Regions from separate parts of the Mus musculus genome. Here region 2 is linked to region 1. The links are chromatin loops, found by intact Hi-C in ENCODE. Cell type or tissue: left cerebral cortex. All regions are shown on one strand.

Region 1 (8,000 bases):
GAGCAGAGCAGAGGCACCTAGTGTGGAACCGCAGCCATGCATGAGGAGACGCTACAATGAGCTGGCTTGCCCAAATGGTGCTCACCAGCCTTGTAAACTCAGGGTGGGTGCTGGGGGTTTGTGGAGAAGGCCTTGTGCATGCTAAACACACACTCCAGCCCTGGGCTGCATTCCCAGACTGGCTTCTATTTTGAATCTTGGCCATCTGTTTCCTCCCAGGACCCTGCTCTCTCATATGGCTTCCTCTACAGGTTAAAACATATAGTTCCCAAATACCAGGCACATGCCAAGTATCTCATGAAATTTTCTGTGGTGTCTCTCTCTCTCTCTCTCTTTTTTAATTGCATTTTTACTTTGTGTGTGTGTGTTTGTGTATGTGTGCATTCATACCACAGTGCTCTTGTAGAAGTCTGAGAACAAAACTCCAGAGCCCATTCTCTTCTTCCACCACATGGGACCTGGGAATTTAACTAGGACTATCATTCTTGGATGCAAGTCCCTTTATTTTCTGAGCTGTCTTATTGGCTATCTTTTGTGTGTGTGTGTGTGTGTGTGTGTGTGTGTGTGCTTCACAAGTACAACTAAGACAAAGACTCCAATCAGAAGACAAATAGAGCAGTCACTGCCATCAAACCATTCATCAATTCCAAACTTGGATTCTGAAAGTGTCTTCCTGCAGATCTCGTTGGATCTAATTTTATATATATATATATATATATATATATATCACCAAGAGAAGGGACATACACTCCATGGCTGCCAGCAGGGAGTGACCACAGGCACTTTCATGCACTCACACAATGGAAAATCATGATGCCCTAAACTAGAATGAGAACAGTTTTTATGCTTTAGTTTGGAAAATGTTTTATTGAAATAATGGTAATTGAAAAAGTAAAATCAAAATATACTGTCAATGACAAAGCATATGTATTTGTTTATATCAAATCTTCTCTTCATTTTTGGAAGACTGATTTAAAATAACATTTGCCTCTGAGATGGACTAACTCACTGGGGAAGAGGAAAGATTTACAGATAGTCTTTTAAGCTGAATTTAATGAATAACCTATTCAAACCATTAGATGGAAAATACAAACTGGGGGCAGTGGCTCACATCTGTGATAGACTGGGGGAGCAGGAGTTATTACCTTGGGCTGCACAAGGCCCTATTTCAGAAAATAAAAGTTAAAAGAAGGAAGACAAAAAGAAAATATTACATTCATGAACAACTCAAGGGTTTAGACAGACTGAGGGAAAACTTGGTAGTCTGAACAAAGCTAAACTCAAACTTATTTTTTATTCGTTTAGTTATCTTTTATTAACAGATTTCTCTCTCTGGTCATAACTCACTCACCCTATTTTTAGGTATGGTCTGAATTGCAAGGACACACATCAGTTGCACAGCTGGAGCAAACAGCTGGGAAGCCTGTCTGGGGAGACATCTGCCTGAGGTGGCTGGTGAGCCAAGAATGAGGAGTGGTCACACTTTGCAGCCCAGGCACCTCCTGAGAATGACAGCCCTCCAGTCAGATCTATCCTGAGAGGAACCTAGTGCCTGCCACAGTCCCTTGCAATGTAAGTTGATGAAGTTGATTTCACAGTCCCTGATCCCTGTAGCCACACTTTGTAACTGTCTTCTCTCCTTTGGCTTGTGGTCCTTCTCTCACCAAGGCATAGACCTGTTTCTCCACCTCTTGACTCTGGGTGGGACTGTGAACTAGATCTAGCCAATCAGATGAATAATGGTGATTCTCCCTCTCTCCCTCTCTCCCTCTCTCCCTCTCTCCCTCTCTCCCTCTCTCCCTCTCTCCCTCTCTCCCTCTCTCCCTCTCTCCCTCTCTCCCTCTCTCCTGCTTTGGGCCGGGGCTGACCCATTAGGGCCTGATGCTCTAGACATTTGACCGAGCCGTTTTACTTGACCTGTCATAAGGTCAGATGTATGAGAGAGACTAGATGTCTATCTATTCCATACCTCAATGCATGCTGTTTTCTGATGCTGTGCTTCATGGATATATCTGAAATGGCATTTTCCCAGTCTGGGTATCAGTCCATCCCTTCTTCCCTGTCCCCTCTTCCTGCCCTGTCTCTAGTGCTGCTACTGATGCCTCTTCTTGTCTGTTGCTATGTTGTTGGTTTTTCCCCTCCTTGTCCCATCCGTCTGTAAGATTTCCACCCCAGGTCTTTGGGAGTCTTCTTTTCTTTATGAAGACTCTGTGTCACGCCTGACTTGTGCTAATAACATTTGTATGCCTTTCTCCTGGGCATCCATTTTATTCAAGTTAATTCTGAGCCCTAGGGGTGGGGAGAGGAAAGCTTGGCTTCCTCTACATGATCCCTTTCAGTCCCTGTGGTAAGCTCCGCGTATTCAAAAACACCCATTTCGTACCACTTCATTAATTTGTAGTCTCTGACCTCAAGGGATGCACAGTCCTGGTTGGGGGTGGGGGTGGAGGCAGACAGAACCTAAGATGTGAGCCAACCATTATCCAGAGGTGAGAGAAGAAACTCAGCTGAGTCTCAATGAGTGGCAAAGCTTACTAGAAATGACCTCTAAGTTGTTTTCAAGGACAAATGAAAGTTTGGGGGTGGGGCCGAGGCAAAGAAATTGGAAGGGGTTTCCAGGCAAAGGGTCTGAGATAAGGGGAGACATAGGTCAACGAGTGATAGACACACAGTGACATTTTCCCTCTTTTCTCTCACTCCCAGCCCTACCTGGCTTCACACCCTCACAGCCTCCTGCTTCTATGGATCCCACGTGCTCTTACATGGTCTGTCAGCAGTCTCTTCTTGTCTGGCTGCTCAGAGTAGCCCCAGCCCTGCATTACACCCCCCCTGCACTTTAACAGGATCCTGCCACAGTGCCTCTGCACCTCAGAGTCTGAGGAGTGCTTCATTATTGCACCAATGTTAGAGGGAAGGCCGGTAACCTTCCCGGCCCTGTGGCCCTTTTAATAGTAAATTTCATGAGCTGTGAATTTGCAAAAAGGCATGTTCTCTGCCCTGACACTTTGAGCTATCTTCTCATACAGCTCTTCTTGACAGCATGTCTTAGGGAGCTAATTAGGCTATGGTGTGGGGCTGGTTCTTTGACTCATTTCTACTGAGCACCTAAGAGCAGAATCTCCCCCCAGCACTCTGTAACCTAGTATAGGGTCGAAGGGTCGAAGGCTTACCATGAACAACCAGCTAAAGGTTTCAAGCCTCACTTTGCTCCTGGCTAAGAAGAAGGATGGGGGAGGGGCATCCCTGAGCTTCAGTGTTCTCATTACAAAATGAGATTGAAGGTCCATTGTTAAGGATTAGAGACCATAGGTGTGCTACATGTGACAGGTGTGCTATGGGGACAAAGCCAGAATTATACAGTAGGCACTACTTAAGAAATGACATAGAACCACCCTGATGGTGCAGAAAAGGGGTGGCATATGTGAAGGGATCAGAGCAGACTGTATTCAGACAGAGCTAGCACTGGAAAAGGCGGCTGAGCACTAAACAGAAAACTGTACACAGAGCTTTGTAGGCAAAGGAAGTTAAATACATAAACAAATTCTCATAGACAAGCTTGCATATGGCATATTTGGGAGACCAAGCACTCATCTGTCCCCCCTACACACACACACACACACACACACACACACACACACACACAAACACACCCCTACACCGCCATCCAGTTTGTGAATTTGGGGGGGAGGGTAGGGTGGGAACATTCTTTTTAAAAAAAAAAACAGAGCTCTCAAAAACATTTTTTTTTTTTTACATTGACTAGGTTGCCTTTGCTGTAAAGATGAAAATGATGGGAAATAAATTTTTCCAGAAGATCTGGTCCATATGCTGCTGCCCGCCATGGCTGGAGTCTCGGATTCAACCATTGTGTTGGCTGCCTGCTGCCCAGACTGAGTGGGGTGAACTCAGGACAGAGCCTTGCTTTGGCATGAATACCTCTGCCTTCTCTTGCTGACACATTCCCTCCACCACTCAAGAATGCACAGAGCCCTTGCCAGGTTGAGAATGCCTGACTGTGACAGCAGCGTTTGCAAAGTAAAGAGCCTATTTATGAAGATAATGGCAGTGCCCAGACCAGGCCCACCGTGGGAGAATCTTGGCTCGTAATTAGCAAGAACAGTGCATTTTAATGAGGATGCCTGGTAGGCAGTCGGCTCCTGCCTGGACTGCCAACAAATCTGGGCCAGAGGGAGTGTTGGCAGTGAGGACAAGGAGCAGGTGAGGGGAACAACATAGAAGAAAATGTGCTCATCTTTCGGAAACTTGAAAGCTTTAGGATGGTTTCATTTCCCCATTACCCTGGCTGTCGTCCCTTGGGCTGTTTCTCTGGAAGCAAACAGCTTGGAGAAGATATATCAGATCTGGTAACTAGCAATCCCAAACATTGCTGGAGTGAACAGCAAAGGCCTAGGGGCCTTGGGGTGGAGGCTCAGAAATGTGGGCATTTTATTTTTCCTGAAAGGCAATTAGGCCATTGCTATGAAGCCTGTGGAGAAACTGGAATCTCAAAGCTTTCTGAAGAGAACAGCTATGGCTTTTGAAGCTGTGAGCCCTGGTGGAGGTGATCATTATTACCAAGGTTAGCTTAAGTCAGAGCCTTTGAGCTTTGTTGCTGGAGGCTGACAGACTACCGCTGAGGGGTATGACCTAAGGAAAATGGGACTTCTCAGCCTCTCTGTTGTTTCAGAGTTCTGGCTCAGGGAGAATGGGCTTCCCATTGAACAGGGTGAATGTTCATGCATAGGTGATTATAGCAATTCCAAGATAGGTGAAGGGACTGTGATATGCCGAATCCTGGGTACCACGAGCGTCTTAGTCAGTGTTCTATTACTGTAAAGAGACACCATGACCATGGCAGCTCTTACAAAAGAAAGCATTTAATGAAGGCTGGCTAACAGTTTCAGAAGTTTAGTCCATTGTTGTCACGATGGGGAGCATGGAGGCATGCAGGTAGACATGGTGCTGCAGATGCAGTTGAAAATTTTACTTCTGGACCCACAGGAAACAGGAAGAGAGAGATGGAAAACAGGAAGAGAGAGACAGGAAACAGGAAGAGAGACACACACTAGGCCTTGCTTGAGTTTTGAAACCTCAAAAGCCAACCCTAGAAACATACTTCCTCCAACAAGGCCACACCTCCTAAACCTTCTCAAGTAGTGCCACTTCCTGATGACTAAGCGTTCAAATACATGAGCCTGTAGGAGCCATTCTTATTCAAACCACCACAGCAAGAATTCTCAGGTCAGACGGATGAAGGCTATCTTGTTATATCTGATATATAAGGGACAATCATAGAAGCCCTTAACGAAAAACGAAAGGGATACTTATAATTACAGGTATCGAGTTGGGTGGTGAACTCAATTCAGATAGACCACGGCAGTGGGTTCAGTTCAATGTTTGCAGGCAATTTGAAAAAGCAGAGGTGATCTTTAGAAGTATTAATAAAAACCACTATCAAAGTAAATTAATGAAATGTGTCAGATGCTGAAGAATGACTCAGGTGTTAAAAGCACTGGCTGCACCTTCAGAGGACCTGGGTTCAAGTCTCAGCACTCACATGGTGACTCACAACAATCTATAGCTCTGGGAAATCATCTCACATTGTCTTCTGGCCTCTGTGGGCCCGAGGCATGGACATGGTACACAGACACATATTCAGGCAGAACATCTATACATATTTAATAATTAATAGCAGCAATAATAATTTTAAAACATAGGGAATGCTAGTTATCTCCTCATGTCTATTGTGTTCAGTTTTTCATAGCAGCAGAATAACAAAAGCAATAACAAATCAGAATAAATGCATTTGTTACCTGCTGCTGCTGTGACAAACCACACAAAGTTAGTGTCTTAAATCAACACAATTTACTGCTTTATACTTTGAGAAGCTGGAAATAAACAAGGGTCTTCTGGAGGCTAGAGGAGACCCTCTGTGTTCTTGCTTTGTCTAGAGGCCACCTTCCTCTTTGGCTACTACCCTCTCCCCCATCTTCAAAACCAGTAACAAAGCATCTTCAGCCATTCTCTCACCTCTCTCCTTTATCCCTTTCTGAAGGACCCTCACACATGCATTGCCCCCCCCCCCCAGATAAAGCAGGGTAAATCCCTTCTCTTGAAATACCTAATTTAACCTCATCTGGAAAGTATCTTTGTCATGACCTTCAGGGACAAGATAATGAACATCTTTGTGGAGTCCTACTATGTCCACCATAAAAAAAAAAAAAAAGAATTTTTCAGCCTCACTTGCAGCTAGACTTGACATATGTGACTAAGCTCTGGAGGTGGATGTGAGCTCTGAAAGCTGTCAGGATAAAAATAAAACCACGGTGTCTATCCTGAAAGGAAGAATGGAAGAAGAAAGAAATAGTCCCAAAGATTAGACAGAGGTACAAACTTGCACCTGCAACCTCTACACTCTGCAGGGACACCTGCTCATTGGTTGATTGCACTGTGGAGCCAAGAACCATGTTTGTTGAAAGCATCATAGGTAGGTAGTTGTCTTAGTTTGGGCTTTATTGCTGTGAAGAGACACCATGAGCAAGGCAACTTTCATAGGGGAGAACCTTTAATTGGGCTGGCTTACAGCTTCAGAGGTTCAGTCCATTATCATTATGGCAGAAAGCATGGCAGTGTCCAGGCAGACATGGTGCTGGAGAAGGAGCTGAGTGTTCTACATCTTGATGCAAAGGCAGCCAGAAGGAAACTCTCTTCTACAGACAGCCAGGAGGAACCTCTCTTTCCATACTGGATAGAACTTGAGCATAGAGATCTCAAAGACCCCTCACTCACACAGTGACACACTTACTACGCAAAAGCCACTCCAATAACGCCACACCTCCTAATAGTGCCACTTCCATTGAGTCAACCACATTCAAACTACTGTAAAGCTTACCGGGGACCCCCTGAATTAACCATGCAGAATCGATGCAAAAAGCAAGAGGAATTTATTGTTCTAGTGCACTGGGGTTATCCCAGGCCCTAAGGAAAGGCTGCCACCCCCAGAGGCCTGTTTGGAGAGTTTTTATTTGTTTTCCAGGGGCGGAATAGAGCATCAGCATATCACAATATGATTTGGTGGAACAGTGCGCCCTTTAAACTGATTGGTCTTTAGGGAATGAGGAAGTAGGGGCTTACTCAGCCTCTCCCTTCTGGTCTCCGTGCTCTCTACCTGTCTCTTCCAGGAGCGGAGGAGTCCAGTGGAATTTTGGAAAATTCCAAAGCTCTGAGCTGACCTCTTTGCTACCACAGCAGTCTAGGGCACTTCTTTCTCCTTCCACAAGTATGCACAGAGCTTGCTAACTCAAGTGGATTCTCACTGTTCTGTGTTTCCAAGCACACCCTTGCCCTGGAGCATCTCGATAATGGCATAACTACTTCCCTTCTTAGTCCTGTTCTTAGAGGAAGCGATTGCTGTCTTGGAGAAGTGGAACCATGAGTCTTTGGAACCTGGCAGCTGAGGCCAATTCTTGGGTGTTGATCAACAACAGAAGTGTGTGCCTTTATAATTCTTGGGCCAATGCCAGCTACAAACTTAGACTTCTCTTAAACTTCTGTTCAAGGAAAGAACCAACTTCCATCTACCTCACTAAAGCTATGTAGGCAGAGTTTTAACTCATCAAAGAGCACATTCTATGCTCAGGAAATAGAATTGACAGAAACTTCCAGACTGAAAACTAACTCTCTCTCTCTCTCTCATTCTCTCTCTCTCTCTCTCTCTCTCTCTCTCTCTCTCTCTCTCTCTCTCTCTCTCTTGTTCATTGGTGTGTATTTTGTTTTCTTGTATGTCTTTGTGAAGGTGTTACATCCCCAGAGTTATAGGTAGTTGTACACTACCATGTAGGAGCTGGGAATTGAACCCAGGTCCTCTAGAAGAACAGCCAGTGCTCTTAACCACTAAGCCATCTATCTCTCCAGCCCATGACAGAAACTCTCAGACAAGAAGTGTCTAACAAAAACTCTTATATCTGTGTGTTTAAAATAAAGAAATAAGGGGTAAAGCC
Region 2 (8,000 bases), 100 kb after region 1:
ATTATATGTCTGGTCACACCTGGCTGTCCTTTTGCGTGTAGCAAGAGCAGCTGCGATCCGTTCATTTAGCAAAAATCCCAAACACCAGCTATGATTGTGAGGTCCAGTCCTCTGTGTATTGGCTCTCTTGACTTCTTTCTCCTCCATGGCTTCTACTTTTATTTCCTCCTACTTTCCTCTCCCGTCTCCACCCCCATGTGAGTTTTTACATTTTTAAAAGGAAGTGAGAGCATACTACGCTTTTTCGTGTGTCTGGCCTGTTTGACTTAACATAATATCTTCTAGGTCTCTCCGCATCGTCACGCAGCAGCTTCATTTAAAGATGGACTAATATCCCACTGTGTCTATATGCCACAGTCTCTTCTTGCATTTCTCTGTCTGTTAATCAACACTTTAGCTATCTCAGCTCGAGAATCGTGCCGCAGTACACATGGGGGTGCGGACCTCAGGGGCAGTGAGTTCATTTCCGGTGGGGTTTATATCCAGACTGCACAGTCATATGGCAGTGCTACTTTTAATTTCTGCAGGTCCTCCCCAGGCTTGGGGACGTGCTCACGATGCGAGCCTCACACAGGTTCTGCCTTTCTCCCCACTCTCCCAACACCCCGGTCTACTGTCTTTTAAGTGATAGCTGTTTTTCTGTAGGGAACTTTCTGAAGATTCTACTTAGAATTACAAGTATTGCTCTGCTGGTTCAGCTACATGGTACCCTTTTTGTGTGTAATCCTTTATTTTGCTCTAGCATACAGTTGTATGGCTTATTAACTGTTTGCCTTCAATAGGGCGAAAGTATCGCAGGGATGAGATTTTGGTAGTCTCGTGCACTGCTGAGTCCCCAGGGAAATTGTAACTTGGGTAGACATTGCCAAATGTTCCATGGACATTGTCAAATTTACTTTCATCTTAGTAGAATAGAATAGCGTCTTTATCTACAGCTAAGGGCACAGTGTCTCATTTAGCTTTAATTTGCATTTTTCTCATTATGAATGAGTTTGAATGTCTTTGCTTAAGAACACTACCTGCCTCCTATAAGATAGGCCTCATGTAATACTGGATAGCTTTGAACTCTTTATGTATTTGGTAAGAATCATGAACTCCTAATCAAGCATGAATTTAAAAAAAATGTTCTTCTTAGCAAGTTCCATGACAACTATGATGGCTACACAGAGAAGTCCCATATAAATCAATCAATCAATCAATCCATCCATCCATCAATCAAATAAAAAGAACAAAACAAAATGTTCTTCTTTTGGGGCATTTCTGCTAATGTCTCTTGCCCCTTCTCTGATTATTACTCTTCTTATTGATTTCTGAGAACTCTTTATATATTGAGATTAGGCTCTTTAGGTATCATATGAGAGAGGTTATATATGTGCTTTTGTTTGTCAGTTATTATTTGACTTCTGAGATTTATATTTAGTTTTAGTCTACATTGACTATAGTGGATAAAGAGGATGTAGTTTCTGCCCGTGTTTATTTTGGCTGCTTGTTTGAACTGAATGTTTTCGAGTCGATATTATTCCCTTAGTAACTAAGGATGGTGAAGAAAGATGATAGCTAAGCATCTTCCAAGTCACAAGGACTTTGCTCTCAGAGCAGGCAGCTTCCCTGATCCCTTGGTTATTTTCCTTGGGCAGAGGCTGTGGGTATTTTAGGAAAATTATAACGATGCTGTCAGGAAAGAACTGCCTCCATCCAGGAGTCCCGTAAATTTCTCTTGCCTTCTGGGGAGAAATTGATTGAAAACAATTTTAGGTTTATATGCATGAGTGTTTTACCTGCATGTATATGTATGGATCCCAAGTGTGCCTGGTGCGTACAGAGTCAGAAGAGAGCATTGGATCACTGGAGTTAGATGGTTGTGAGCCACCACGTGTGTTCTGGGAACTGGACCCTGGTCCTCTCTGAGAGCAGCCAGAACTCTTAACCACGGAGCCATCTCTACCATCCCCAAATTTATCATTTTAATGAGCAGCATATTGAGAGGTCGAGCCAGCAGTGTAACCAAATGCAGGAGTATTTAGCTTAGGCCTTTGCTCTCTAACTTCTGCAGGCTCACAGGTGTGTTAAAGGGTTTGGCTCACTTTATTTCAGATCCTTGGAAGTCTAGTATTGAGATTTATGGTGGCTGGGGGGATTTCTTCATAAATGTCTTTCAACATAAGAAACAGTGCAAGCCGATCTTTCAAAGAATTAACACAGGTTTCATTCACCATGCTTGTCAGCCTTGGAACAACAGGCAAGGAGGAAGGGGCCGGGGCCGAGAAAGCTAGTAAATGTATGTGCAGATAGGATAGGGGAAGACCTGTAACAGGGCAGCCCATGCAAGGGTGTCCTGTGCAGCTTCCCTATGGGGCTATGGGTGAGGCAGTGGGGCCTCGTGTGAAACTATGCTTAGAAATAGCCAATGGATGGGATTTCTTTATGGAAGACAGAATGAAAAGTATCTAAGATCCAGAGAGAAGCAGGAGGCAAGGAGATGCCAGAGTATAGGAATCTGTAGGTTGAACCAACCCCAGAATTAGGATGTCCAAATATGGACGAGAGGAGAGAGCTGGGATTAGAGGTATAAGGCTTCTGTCTCTAGACCTTGGCTTCCTCTTTTGGCTAGAGCAAGGGATAATAGAAATGAGTTCATCTCAAAATATGTCAAGAAGGGTTCCTTCCTCTCTGCTTTTTAAAAATACCCACCAGCCTCCTTGTCATTTGCATATCCTCCAGGCTAGAGGAAGTACTTTAATCAGTACTTCTAATTGTGGAGAAGAGAACATGTCACCAGCCGCCCCCACACTAGCATCTGATCGGGAAGAATGGATTTCTCCCACGCTGGGACCAGGCTGCTGGCTTCTCTATCACTCTGCTCAGAGTCCAGATTGTAGGGCCAACATCAAGTCTTCTGCTAGTGTGAAATGAGACTCTCTCCTTTTATCTCTTGTCATCTTCTTGTGTGCGTGTTCACATGTGTGTATGTGTTCACATTTGTGTGTTCACATGTGTGTGCGTGTAGGCCAGAGGTTGATGTGCATCTTCCTCTATCTAATGTGTATCAGTCTCTATCTTATGTTTCTGGGATAGGGTCTTTGATTGAACTTGGCACTCACTGGCTAGACTCCGTTCCCATCTCCCCGGTGCTAGGATTGGAGGACACCACACACTGCCTGTCACACGGTACAACAGCCACTTGCTTTAATGGCTGTACCACGTCCCCGGTTCTATTTCTTCCTTTTAAAAGAATCTGTTTTCTTTGACGAACATGGCCTTGATGGTCCATCTCAGGAGGAATTGGAAATGACCCTCACCTCCAATATGCTAAGTGCCCCCAGGGTATTGTGGAACTGTGTACAGGCAGCTGCAGAAATGCCACCCTCAGCTCAGTGCCCAAGTCGTCTCCGCATGGCTACTCTGGAGTTCTTTCCTTGACTTCCCAGTTAGTTTTCCATTTGCTGGCTCACCAGCTTTGGCAGGTTTTGTGAGTGTGAGGAATCCTGGGCACATCAGTGGCCTTCCCAGGTTCTGGTTGGTGCTTTACTTGAGGGCACTAGCTTAGAGCTTCTCCACTGGACTTTGACCTTACTCCTAAGTTACAGTTGGGGTTGGTATGTATAGTAGTGGGCCAGGCATCGAATACAGTGAGCATCTCTTTAGCCAGGGATCCTGTTATCTCATTGTCCCCAGGCCATGTGACATGCCCACGGAGCTTGCCCAAAACCATGTGACTCGGTGGGTAAGAGGCCCCACTATAGCACAATGAGACTGACTCCAGAATTCACCCAGCCTCAGTACTTTCATCCCTTATGTTGAGTTAAAAACTCCCCCACAAAAGCCTTGCTAGTGCATGTTCCGAGTGAGTGAGTGGCTAACACTGGGAGGAGAAAGAGGAGCACTGGGAAGGATGCTTGGAGGACGGTGATTTGAACTTGGTCTCAGAGGAGAGGATTTAGGTGGGAGGATTGAGTTTGTACAAAGGGTGCCTCTACACAGAGGTATCCACCGAAGCATGAGGAGGACGAGGGTGCCTGCCCTCTCTGAAGGATGCCTTGCGTGACAGCTGAGCAGGTGCCTCGAGAGAGACGAGATGTACTGGTAAGACGACTCCAGATGGCATGGATTAGTGATGTCTGCAAGGAACAGGCAAGGAAACACCTGAAAGACAGGCCACTGGGCTCTGAGGGTTCTCATGTGGCCCGTGTGCTACTGTACCATCGAGTCTGTGGCACCTGGCAAAAATGCCTCTCCGGGCAAGGTTCCGAGCTTGGCACTAGGAACTTGCTTCTTGCCTCCAGGAGCCCGATGATGCTTATTTCTTCAGAGCCTCCCTACCTTTTGCCTTTTGCTTTTTCCGTTCTTTTGCAACAGGGCCAGAGATGGCTGCGCACAAATCCCAGGATGTCTTGGAAACAGCCACAGCAGAGTAAAACGCTTGATAAGTGGCAGATCCCCAATTTCTGTCCCTCACTAAGGAACAACCAAAGGCACATGCTTGAGGCAGAGTGCCATTTGTAGCTGGCACTACGCCGATCCTGCACGGTTGTCCTCCCAGGGAAATGTCTGTGCTTTAGTGATTAACTAGGAAATGGTAACAGTTGCTTCTTCTTTCCAGGGGAATCGACCCCTATGATCAGCCAAACGCTATCTACATTGAGCGACATGAACCCTTTGGGTTCTCCACAGTGCTCCGCAGTACAGACTTCTTCCAGTCCCGGGAAAACCAGGAAGTGATCCTGGAGGAAGTGAGAGACTTTCAGCTTCGCGACAAGTATATGTTTGCTACAAAGGTGGTGGTAAGTTGAGGACGCTCAGCAGTGCGCGGCTCCCGCACCCACCTGGACGAGTTTGTATGACGTCAGCTGGATGATAGACTTGCCGTAGCTTGGCTGAAGGATCCTGGTTGTCAGTGAACATACCTGAAGAAGGTAGAAGGCCAGAGTGGAGAAATTTAGAGCAGGCAATCAAAGTATCGATCAGGAAAAAAAAAATCTAGAAAGCTGCTTGTCTCCCTGTAGCCAAGCATCCCAGACAAAGACAGATCTCACTTTAGGTGTGTGTGGTTGAGTGTGTATGTGTTAGCATGTGTGTGTGGGCATTTGTGTGGTGTCAACAAAGGTTGACCTCAAGTGGTTTTGTTGTTGTTTGTTTTTGTTTGTTGGTTTTTTTCTCTCTCTCTCTCTCCACTGCAGTTCAGTTAGAGGCTTGCTGGTCAGTCAGCTCCAGGGAACCTTCCATCCCAGCTTCCCCAGAACCACTGTGTCTGGTTCCTCACCCCCAATGGGGCCTGGGGATTGAACTCAGGACCTCATGCTTGCCCAGTAAATGTCTCACCAACTGAGCTAGCTCCTCAGCTCCTAAAAACAACCTTCTTTGTACTCTCAGTAAAAAGAATATGGACAGGAGCCATGGTGCTTGAAGGCTCATGTTCCTTTAAATCCCACTACCTGGTTTCCTTCCCATTTAGACTCATCTCTCTGAGATTTCTGGACGCTTTCATTTACATGGCTCATAGGATGTGTTGTCACTCCCGAGTGGAAGCTAATATTCAAAGAAAAGGAGTAATTAAGCGTCCAGCTGTCAGTAAGTCGCTTAATGCTCAGCCTTGAGGAGGTTTTGATGTGCAAGAGCCAGATGCTGACACTGGAGGCCTCAAACCAGAGCAGGTTACCGAGCAGGACTCTGTGACCTCGTTCCAAGGGACTGAGCCTGCTCTGCCAAGGGCACCTTGGATCCTTGCTCCTGCTTACTGACCGTGGAAAGCCTCTGGTACTCGGGAGGTTGTCAATGCTTTCTGTCACTGTTAACTGAGGGACTGAAGCCGGGAAGAGTGTTTCTCTTCAGATTCTCGTTCATTGATTCCTACAGTTGGTAGCAGGTGGGCAGAGGCAGATCAGCCTCATTGATAGAATCCTAGGGTCCTCACAACCAGGGGAAGCAACGAGCGAGGAGGGCTGGAGAAAGAGTAGAGATGGCCAAAAGCTACAGACAGTCCCCAGGATGTACCTTGCAAAAATGTGTTTTCTTAGTTTATTAAAAGTTGCATTATATTTGTTTCTTATTTAGCACGCGCACGCGCGTGCGTGCGTGTGTGTGTGTGTGTGTGTGTGTGTGTGTGTGTGTGTGTGTGTGTGTGAGACTATGTGGTTATGTGTTCTATGGGGGCATGTATGTGGAGGTCAAAGGGCGGCCTGTGGGAGTTGGTTTTCTCCTTCAACCATTTCATCCTGGGGATGGAACTCCATGCATCAGACTTGGCCAAAAGCACCTCCACTCCTGAGTTACCTCACTGGCCCGCAAAATGTTTTGTCTTTAAAAGTCATTTAAAATTTTTTATTTATGTGTGTCTGCGTGTGGGTATGCATATGAGTGCTCCCCTGGAGCTAGAGCTCTGGGTAGTGGTGAGCTGCTGCCTGACATGGGTGCTGGGAATTGAACCTCTGTTCTCTGCAAGAGCCGTGTACACTCTTAATCTCAAGGTCATCTTTCCAGCCCCCAGAAATGATTTTTAAAACCACTGATTTGTGGCCATTTTTTTCTGATTATATTAACTCCTAGGTCATCCCTTTCTTGCTTTGTCTGCCTTTCTCATATACACCCGTACGTATGTGTGTGTGTATGTGTAAGTGTATACACATAAAATATACATACCCATATATGTGTATATACACACATGTATATAGACCTATACATGTGCATACATACATGCATGCATACACGCGTACATACATGCTTTCAGAGTAGCTCAGGAACATACCCTCCATCAGTTACCTTGGAAATGAGTAGAGTAATTGAGAGCAGGCAGAAGTGGAAACCAGGCCTTAGCTCTGATGCTTTGTGACCCAAATCGGATAACCCTGAGTCCTTTTTCAGCCTGCAATCTTATCTCTGGCTCCCCAGTGGCTATGGGCCTTTTTTCTTTGAAGTTGTTGGCTTGGAATTAATGCGCGCCTTTAAGTTTTCAGTTCTCACACACTTTGGTGATGCCCTGGCTTGCTCTTGCCTTTGCCTGAGTGGGGCCAGAAGCGGGTGGCTGTTGTTCCTTTTCTCAGCTGGATCTCATGTCCAACAGTTGAAGGTACAATAGCGGGGGCTGTCTGTCTGTCTGTCTGTTTGTCCCTCTGTGGTCTAGCAAGAGGCACAAAGGAGAACCTGTGGAGTTTCTATTACTTCTGGGGTCGTGTCTGCTTTGATGGTCACTGATGTTAGACCCAGTGGCAGGTATGAAGCAGAGTTGAACATATGCTGCCTTGGAACCACACAATTAAAAAAAAAAATCCAAATAACAAAAAACCCAGATAAGTACATTTTTTAAATTCTGGAAGGGTGTATGTATAGTCCTGCCAGGTTGATCACATTGAGAAGTGTAGGAGGTAGTGAAGCATGCTCTGCGACATAACCATAAAGGGTTAAATGGGAGAGAAGGTATGGGGACCCCCATCCTACCCATAGGCTGGGGACCTACCTGAGACACAGTATTTTATCACAGCAACAGGCAAGTGACTCCTTCAGATGCACGAATGTAGTAGGCCCATATGGTAAAAATGGAACCCAGGGCTTTCTACAGGCCAGGCAAGTCATTTACCTAAGTCATGACCTGCCTTTAAAAAAATTCTTTTCTGAGACAAGATCTCTATACATAGCCCAGGCTCATGGCAAACTTGTAATCCTCCTACCTCACTCTCCAAGTGTTGGGTGATAGGTGGGTCTGCTATTTGTCATGTCTGCTGAGCCATTATTTAATATTCTTTTGTTCTTTAACCGTATTTGTGGTACCTGATTTTGGTTTGCTGATTCTAATACTTGTACTTACCCTTGGATAGTTTACGCTGAGACTTCTTCTTTCTTGCCTTTGATTTTTCTTTGTGTGTTAAGGGGACACGGGAAGGAGGGGGAAGACAAAGATGGAAGTCAAGGCTTCATGTATGTTTGGCCAGCACTGTCCTACTGAGCCACATCTCACCATGTAGCCCAGCCTAGGTTTAGCCTTCCTGCCTTGGCCTGTGTAGTGGTGG

What was found. Peaks named below come from ENCODE experiments on the same cell type or tissue, not always from the same donor. Only the 100,000 strongest peaks of a DNase experiment are listed, where the experiment ranks them.
Region 2: a loop joins it to region 1, with 7 times the contacts of the local background. A loop is called at or near these places in 2 of 42 quality-filtered maps.

Annotation. Positions count from the first base shown.
Region 1 is chr9:42,179,698-42,187,697 of GRCm38, reverse strand. 4930546K05Rik (RIKEN cDNA 4930546K05 gene) reads left to right here. Exons shown (of 7, transcript NR_040754.1): 6 at 1,363-1,572; 7 at 3,764-5,460. Among named protein-coding and RNA genes, the nearest start is that of Gm36390, 8.2 kb to the left of the region's middle. In left cerebral cortex, no CTCF peak of the experiment used is centred here; DNase peaks (open chromatin) are centred at 3,462, 4,060, 6,354, 7,483 and 2 more places; H3K27ac peaks cover 2,237 bases.
Region 2 is chr9:42,078,569-42,086,568 of GRCm38, reverse strand. Sorl1 (sortilin-related receptor, LDLR class A repeats-containing) reads left to right here. Exons shown (of 48, transcript NM_011436.4): 6 at 4,601-4,781. Among named protein-coding and RNA genes, the nearest start is that of Sorl1, 42 kb to the left of the region's middle. In left cerebral cortex, no CTCF peak of the experiment used is centred here; DNase peaks (open chromatin) are centred at 311, 2,757 and 3,852; H3K27ac peaks cover 3,736 bases.